2 separate regions of the Mus musculus genome follow, and region 1 is linked to region 2. A link is a loop called in an ENCODE intact Hi-C map of the cell type or tissue named here. Cell type or tissue: left cerebral cortex. All regions are shown on one strand. Links, peaks and the distances in the headings refer to the core of each region. The heading gives the core; the rest is flanking DNA.

Region 1 (4,145 bases), core at 940-3,439, 93 kb after region 2:
GTATTTTGTGCTTTTCTTGTTTTCCCATCTGCTCCTTGAGCACTCTTACACTAGCTGGTATTCAAGATCTTGGTAGATCACGGTTGAAGGCCACTGAGCTGCCCTCCCTTACCGACCTTATTGGATACAAATATTTTTTTGTCAATTATCTTTGTTGCTTGAGGGCGCTGGACTGTTTTGCCAGAAGTTAGTCTCTTACCCAAGACCTCAGCCAACATTTTGGGCACATCTGAGCTGTGTCTATTGCCCTTTGACTCTTCCAGGCTGGTGTTGTCTAAGTCAAAGGATGTCTGTTGCTTGACAGACTTTTTCGCTGTAGATATGCTCTTTACATGCCTATCCTTGATATCAGAAGGCATCTGGGCCTTGTGTTCTTCCTTGTTCACACAAGAGGTAAAAGGGAAAGGACCATATCTTGATCCGGACATAGTGCTAGTGATCTGACGCTCAATGGTTTCATTGAGACGTGTGGTCAAATGTTCTTTCAGAGAAGTTTCAAGTTTTTTCTGACATTGGCTCACCTCTGAGGTCCCTAAAGGTTTGCATGAAAGACTATCTGAGTGGCATTGTAGGTTTGTCTCACAGTCAGATTGCAGGCCGTTATCTAGAGTGCCCTTAGTGTTACTCCATGTCTGCTGTTTTTGAACCATTTCTAGGCCTTGCTTAGAACACAGTTTCAACAGTTTCTCCTCTAATTGCTTTGCTGGGAAGCTTCCAGGTTGGCTCAAAATAGTTTTGTGTAGGTCTTTCTTGCTCTGTTGCTTAAAGAAGGGGATCCATGAAAGCCCATAGTTGCTTTTGGCTGAGGGTGACTCTGGAAGTTCTGCCTGAGGATTTATCCATAGCAGAGACTCACGGATCCTCTTGGGCAGGCCCCAGCGTTGTAGGATGAGCCTCTTTCGAAGGTGGTGCTCAAATTTCTTCTGGAGCTCACTGGTGATAAAGCATTTTTCAATAGAGATGGACTTTGGAACATGGGTCTTGGAGAGCTGACTGACCAATGAGGGATTAGGAGGTGGGGGACAAAATTCTTGTTGGGAATTTATGACCACAGTGGGTAAACCCCATACTCTTTCCTGTTCCTTTTTCAATATGTTGTATTCCAGGCAGTGGATTGCAGTTGGCTCAAGAGGTTGTGCCTCATTCTGGGGGCTGTGAAAATACACCCCACAGATCCTAAGTTGGGAATGAGGTGATAGCACTGGATTTGGGAGTTGAAGCTGGGCCTGGAGGTTGGCTTGAGAGACAGGTTGGGACTGAGATTGGGACAGACTTTGGGACAAGTTATGTAGTTGACTTTCAGACAAGGGCAGAGTTGTGCGGTGGGTAAGCATTGGGGAATCTGAGAATCTGTTGAAGCACCCAGAGATCAGGGAACTGTCAGTCAACACAGTAGCAATAGAGTTCATGGACTCACTGTGTAGAGAAGGGAGTCCCCAGAAGGACTGGGTATTTTTATCCTCTAACTGATCTTCAGAGGTCTTGGAATAAGACAAATGCTGGGGTGTGTGAAGTCTCTCTTTACTGCTCTCCAAAGAATGGGAAACTGCCAAGTTCTGATGATCAAACTCTGAGGTTTTCTCCCAAGTTTTAAGTGAATCAGTCCTCCTTCCATCTTGTGTCTCAAGTAGTGCCACGGCACCAAGGCTGGAAAAGTGAAGGTTTCCAGGCAATGTGAGGTAGGTTGAGGTGTTTCCCCATAAGTAGGATTCAGAAGAATAGGGGTCAAGAAGCTCTTGGTTAACTGGATGTGCTGACTCCAACTGGGAAGAGTTGCCTGTATCAGTCTGCTGCTGGATAAATTCTGACATTGCATGACTTGAACTGCAAATGCCATTGTTTATTGGAACATTAGCGAAAAGCTCCATAGGGCTGTCCACCAGAGAGAGAACAGTTGTTGGTTGGAGAAGCAGTTCTGTTTCCGGAGTGACATATTGTTGTGGAAGAGGTAAAGAGGCAAGTGAATGGAGAGAATGGTCCAGTGGGGATTTAGCATTCACAGGAGGAGTAGACTCTGATAGTAGAGAGCCACCCAGTGGTGAGAGAGAAAGTGTGTCTTCTAGGTACTCACTTTGGTGAGATGAAATGATGGAGGAAGACTGTAGAGAAGGCTCACATGCAGTGTCTGAAATAGGATAGTCTATAGTATTTTCTGGGAGAGGAAGGGACAAAGTCAGCGCTGTCTCCGTCACAGAAACTGTGGAGTCCAGACTGGACATAGTGACAGCGCCATCTTGGTGAGTGGCCTGAGAAAGCAGATGACTGATCTTAGCAGTTGCTCCATTACACACACCACAGTAGGGATCTGGACACAGTAGTTGCCGAAAATTGGAAGAATCATACTCTTCACCTAGGGGGCTGCAGGAGATAGAATTTTCAATTCTGTTGTAAAGACCAGAATTGAAAAGGGCCTGCCTGCCTTGCTGTGATGGAGATACCCAAAGCCTGTGTGTGTGTGTGTGTGTGTGTGTGTGTGTGTGTGTGTGTGTGTGTATTCATTTTATGACACCCATGGCTTCCAGAGAGGCTATAACCTCTCTCCATGCTTTTCATCTGTGTACTTGTCTCTTTTGATACCCTTCCCATGACAAGAGCAAGCTGTGCTGAGTCTCTGTGATGTTTTGATCATAAGAAAAGGAGGCCCAGGAAAAAAGGAGAATAATACCTTTGCACAACAGACAGCAGCTCTCTCTGTTCCTGTGACTTTCTCTGGGTAATTCTACAACCTGGGAAAGCAGAAGTATTAGTTGTAGGTAAGAAAGGTGGAAATATCAAACAGGAGTCACTTTAAGGAAAATACTTGGGCTATTAAAGTAAACAGACAAGGTCAAATTGTCACTAAGATGGCTCACATGTTATGTGTCTTTATACAAAAAAATCTTTATCTACATTGTCCCATGTGATGATACTTAAAACACCATATAAAGCACACAGGCCTTAGTTTCCTCAGAGGTGTATGGGCACCTACATGTTAAGCATGTGTATCATACCAGAAGGCAGGAATGTGTGGCTCTAAAACAACCAGCCAACCAAACAACCAAACAAACACGTAGTGCTCCCTGGACTTATCCAGTGCTCACTGTATACATGGAACACACTCTCCTGATAGTGCATGTCAGCTTCATGTCCACAGGAGTGCAGAGAGGGAACTGACTCTGGTATGTTTATCACGCTGCCTTCCAGTGAGTCTCTCCTTTGAGAACTATTTCTTGTCAGTTAATTATCTGGCAACTTTACATCCTCAGATCATAGACCTAAGACCTTATGGAAATGACAGGATGGTAAACTGGGAAGAGGAGATCCAGCAGATAGATACCTACCTTTAAGTGACTTCCTCCTTTCTTTGTTAGCTGAGCCCTGGTACTGTGGACATAGAGAAATGAACAAGGTGTTAGAATTTTCCCTCATGTTTATTTTCTGAAGAAACCCAGATTTCATAAACCAAGATTATTATGACATTTGTTCAGTTAATGAAATTTAGTTCTTTCTTAAATTAACTTTTGGAGGTGACCTGATGTTTTCTTTTTCCTTCTTTGGGAAATTAAAGGAGAATTTTGTCTGTAAGAGCTATACTTGGAGTTATCAGTTAGAAAGTTGAGGCCAGCAGCAACATCTGTGCTTTTCTGGAGACAGGATTGTCCAGTGGGACAAAGCTTGAGTTTCAGGTTCTTCTCAGAGCCTTCAAGAAGTCAGCACTGCTTTCCTGACCAGCTCAACCTGGCTGATTGTTGGGTAAATCTACATGCAGGGTGAGAAATAAGCCTGGGATTCTCATTCAGGTGTTCAGCAGGAGAAGCTATTCTCCTTTGAATATTTAAGTGAAAACTTTAGTCCTCTCTGTATTCCTCCCATGCCAGGACTCATGCCCTAGGACAGCAATGTTTTTTTCTCTCCCCAGTGTCCCATATCAGTCATGTTTCTGAGACAGACAGGCTCATCCAGTACTAAATCCAGTACTCATTGAGTTCTGTAGTACATCAATAAAAAATATCTCTTGGGGGTTCATCATACATCCTCACCTTTTTGATGTCCTGACTTTTCCAAGGTGGTGGGAAGAATTGTTTCAGTATCAAATACCACAGGTATAGAAGAATAGACCAAACTCCACTCAGAAAGATGTAATTGGAGCCAATATCCAAGAATGC
Region 2 (4,349 bases), core at 750-3,249:
ACTGTTGTGCCATCAAATTAAATGGAGAGAAACTTGAAGCAATCCCACTAAAATCAGGGACTAGACAAGGCTGCCCACTCTCTTCCTACCTATTCAATATAGTACTTGAAGTCCTATCCAGAGCAATTAGACAATAAAAGGAGATCAATGGAATACAAATTGGAAAGGAAGAAGTCAAAATATCACTTTTTGCAGATGATATGATAGTATATATAAGCGATCCCAAAAACTCCACCAGAGAACTCCTAAACCTGATAAACAGCTTCAGTGAAGTAGCTGGATATAAAATTAACTCAAACAAGTCAATGACCTTTCTCTAAACAAAGGATAAACAGGCTGAGAAAGAAACTAGGGAAACAACACCCTTCATAATAGTCACAAATAATATAAAATACGTTGGTGTGACTCCAACTAAGGAAGTGAAAGATCTGTATGATAAGAACTTCAAGTCTCTGAAGAAAGAAATCAAAGAAGAAATCCTAAATCCGATAGGCGGCTAATATCCATTATATATAAAGAACTCAAGAAGTTGTACTTCGGGCTGGAGAGATGGCTCAGCAACTAAGAGCACTGACTGGTCTTCCAGAGGTCCTGAGTTCAAATCCCAGCAACCGCATGGTGGCTCACAACCGCCTGTAATGAAATCTGATGCCCTCTTCCAGTGTGTCTGAAGTCAGCTACAGTGTACTTAAGATATAATAAAAAAAAAAAGAAGAAGAAGAAGTTGTACTTCAGAAAACCAAATAACCCTATTTTAAAAATGGGGTACAGAACTAAACAAAGAATTCTAAACTGAGGAATAGTGAATGGCTAAGAAGCACCAAAAAAAAAAAAAATGTTCAACATCCTTAATCATCAGGAAAATGCAAATCAAAACAACCCTGAGATTCCATCTCAAACCAGTCAGAATGGCTAAGATCAAAAACTCAAGTGACAGCAGATGCTGCCGAGGATGTGGAGAAAGAGGAACACTCCTCCATTGCTGGTAGAATTTCAAACTGGTACAACCACTGTGGAAATCAGTTTGGCAGTTCCTCAGAAAATTGAAGATAATTCTACTGGAAGATTCAGTGATACCACTCCTGGGCATATACCCAGAAGATGCTCCAACTTGTAAGAAGAACACATGCTCCACTATGTTCATAGCAGCCTTATTTATAATAGCCAGAAGCTGGAAAAAACCCAGATGTCACTCTACAGAGAAATGGATACAGAAAATGTGGTACATTTATACAATGGAGTACTACACAACTATTAAAAACAATGAATTCATGAAATTCTTAGACAAATGGATGGATCTGGAGGATATCACTGTAAGTGAGGTAACCCAATCACCAAAGAACACACATGATATGCACTCACTGATAAGGGGATATTAGTCCAGACCTCAGAATACCTGAGATACAATTTGCAAAACACTTGAAACTCAATAAGAAGGAAGACCAAAATCTGCATACTTTGATCCTTCTTAGAAGGGGGAACAAAATACACATGGAAGGAGTTACAGAGACAAAATTCAGCGCAGAGACTGAAGGAATGACCATCCAGAAAGTGCCCCACCTGGGGATCCATCCCATCAATAACCACCAAACACAGACACTATTGCAGATGCCAACAAGAACTTGGTGGCAAGAGCCTGATATAGCTGTCTCCTGAGAGGCTCTGCCAGAGCCTGAATAATACAGAAGTGGATACTCACAGTTGTCCATTAGAGGGAGCACAGGGTCCCCAATGAAGGAGCTAGAGAAAGTATCCAAGGATCTGATGGGGTTTGCAGCCCTATAGGAGGAACAACAATATGAACTAACCAGTGCCCCCAGAGCATCCTGAGACTATACCACCAATAAAAATAAAACACGGAAGGACTCACGGCTCTAGCTGCATTTGTAGCTGAGGATGGCCTAGTTAGTCATCAATGGGAGGTGAGGCCCTTGGTCCTGTGAAGGTTCTATGCCCCCGTATAGGGGAATGCCAGGGCCAGGTAGTAGGAGTGGGTGGGTTGGGGAACAGTGGAAGAGGAGAGAGGATAGGGGATTTTTAGAGGGGAAACTAGGAAAGGGGATAACATTTGAAATGTAAATAAAGAAAATATCTAATTAAAAAAAAAGATACTGTTGTGCTTTGTCTGCATGTACACCTGCAGGCCAGAAGAGGGCATCGGATCCCTTTATAGATGTTGTGAGCCACCACATGGTTGCTGCGAATTGAACTCAGGACCTCTGGAAGAGTGACCAGTGCTCTGAAACACTGAGCCATCTCACCTGGGAGCCATATTTCTTATTGATTATGTTTAAAAGAAATGCTTTCATCTTTGTTGGCTAAAGATAACCTTAGATCTGGGTAGGTTGGCTCATATTTGTGTTTATCCAATAGTATGTATAGAATAGTATAATATAGTTTTCTTCATTCTAGGAGTTAGTGACACACAAGGTTGTTTTGCGTTAGGAACTTCAGAGTGGCCACCAGCTGACCTCTAAAGCCTTCTGCCTCTTTCACACTTACCTCATGGTTTCTGAGTCTAGCTCCTTGATGCTGTGTCTCCTCAAGTTGAGTGTCCTTCTGGCTAGGAGCCAGGTACAGAATCTGGAGGATGATTAGCCATAGCAGGAAGTGCCAGAAGGGGTGCATCAAGAGTTATAATGCTCATGTCTATCCCACATCACCATGTATTACTAGCTTTATTTTAACTCTGAGTAAATAAGTACATCCCACATTCCTCTCTTGTTTCTGTCAAATATTTTTATCATAGCAAAAGGAAACGTGGGATCCAGCTCAAGACTTGACACTATTACGAAGGCTATGGAGCTCTCACAAAAAGGGACCTGTCATGACTGCCCTCAGAAAGACCCCACAAGCAGCTGAAAGAGTCAGATGCAGATATTTGCACCCAACCAATGGACAGAAGCAGCTGACCCCTGTGGTTAAATTAGGGGAAAGCTGGAAGAAGCTGAGGAGGAGGGTGACCCTGTAGGAAGAAAAGAAGTCTCAATTAACCTGGACCCCGAGATCTCTCAGATACTGAGCCAACAACAGGACAGCATACAGCAGCTGATATGAGGTCCTCAACACATATACAGTTGAGGACTGCTGGGTCTGCGTTTAGTCAGAGAAGATGCACCTAACCCTCAAGAGACTGGTGGCCCCAGGGAGTTTAGAGGTCAGATGGAGTGGGGGTGGGGGTGGGGGATGGGGACATCCTCATGGAGACAGGAGGTGGGGGGTGGGGACATCCTCATGGAGACAGTGGGTCTGGGGTGGGGACATCCTCATGGAGACAGTGGGTCTGGGGTGGGGACATCCTCATGGAGACAGGGGGTGGGAAGGAGGTATGGGATGTGGAACAGTTGGAGGGTGGAGCAGGAAGGAAATAAAATCTGGAGTTTAAAATAAACAAATAGATAGATAGATAGATAGTGATATAGTGAGATAGAGAGATAGATAGCCCAACAGAGAACAAGAACCTATATGCCTCCAGATCACTGGAAACAACTCTTTTTTTTTTTTATTTAAGGTTTGTATGCTGCTTTATTGTATGCTACAGCCAGTGTATATAAAATAGTTAAACCTTGTGAGACAGAAATCCATGAAGTTCAGAGAGGTAGATGTTAAGGACTGACAAGTAGAGGATAGTGTATTGTGGCACGTGTTAAAGAGAAGCTTTTGTACAGACTTCAAACTTAGCTCTCTTGAATATTCACTGGTTCATGAAAAGTGGTTTGAGAAACCTCAAGATAGATGACTACAAAAAGGAGCAGACTTTCTGGTGTCTGAAGGGATTTGTACTTGAAGACACTCCAGTCAGCAGAGGGTCATGTTGAGCGTTCTGCAGACAGAACTGTTTCAAGTCTGCAGCTGCCTGGGAAACCTTCACGCGGTTGAGCTTGGCCTCCAGCCAGAGCTGCTGGACCACCTGCTTCATGGTGGCGACTCTAGAAGAACCTAACATGGTGCTCAGACAGCCGGGCCGGTCAGTCAGGGCAGGGGGCAGCAGGTCGCGGGACTACAGAGAATCTTTTTTTTTTTTTTTTTTTGAGAGAGGGTTTCTCTGTAGACCAGGCTGGCCTTGAACTCTGAAATCTGCCTGCCTCTGCCTCACAAGTGCTGGGATTAAAGGCGTGTGCCACCACCGCCCAACTCGAAAACAACTCTTATGACAAGTTTGTAGCAAAAAAAGCCAAAATATAGTTACATAAATAAATAAATAAGTTAATTAATTAATTAAAAAAAAGAAAGTCCAACAGAGAACAAGAACTTATATGCCTCCAGATCACTGAAAACTACCCGTATAAGATGACAACTTTGAAAAGAAAAAAAAAAAAAAAAGGACAAAATATAGTTACAGGCTATGG

Evidence for each region. Hi-C counts contacts between places; a loop is a spot of excess contacts. Peaks named below come from ENCODE experiments on the same cell type or tissue, not always from the same donor. Only the 100,000 strongest peaks of a DNase experiment are listed, where the experiment ranks them.
Region 1: it touches region 2 in a loop (4-fold over the local background); 15 of 42 quality-filtered maps call a loop at or near these places.

The regions. Positions count from the first base shown.
Region 1 is chr13:65,033,140-65,037,284 of GRCm38, reverse strand. Spata31d1c (spermatogenesis associated 31 subfamily D, member 1C) reads right to left here. Exons shown (of 4, transcript NM_001083890.2): 1 at 4,020-4,145; 2 at 3,321-3,363; 3 at 2,666-2,726; 4 at 1-2,358. The coding sequence ends at 78. Among named protein-coding and RNA genes, the nearest start is that of Spata31d1c, 2.2 kb to the right of the region's middle. In left cerebral cortex, for the core only: a CTCF peak has its summit at 2,051; a DNase peak (open chromatin) is centred at 2,009.
Region 2 is chr13:65,125,473-65,129,821 of GRCm38, reverse strand. It overlaps the pseudogene Gm3785. Among named protein-coding and RNA genes, the nearest start is that of Mfsd14b, 15 kb to the right of the region's middle. In left cerebral cortex, for the core only: a CTCF peak has its summit at 2,141 (motif pointing right); a DNase peak (open chromatin) is centred at 2,186.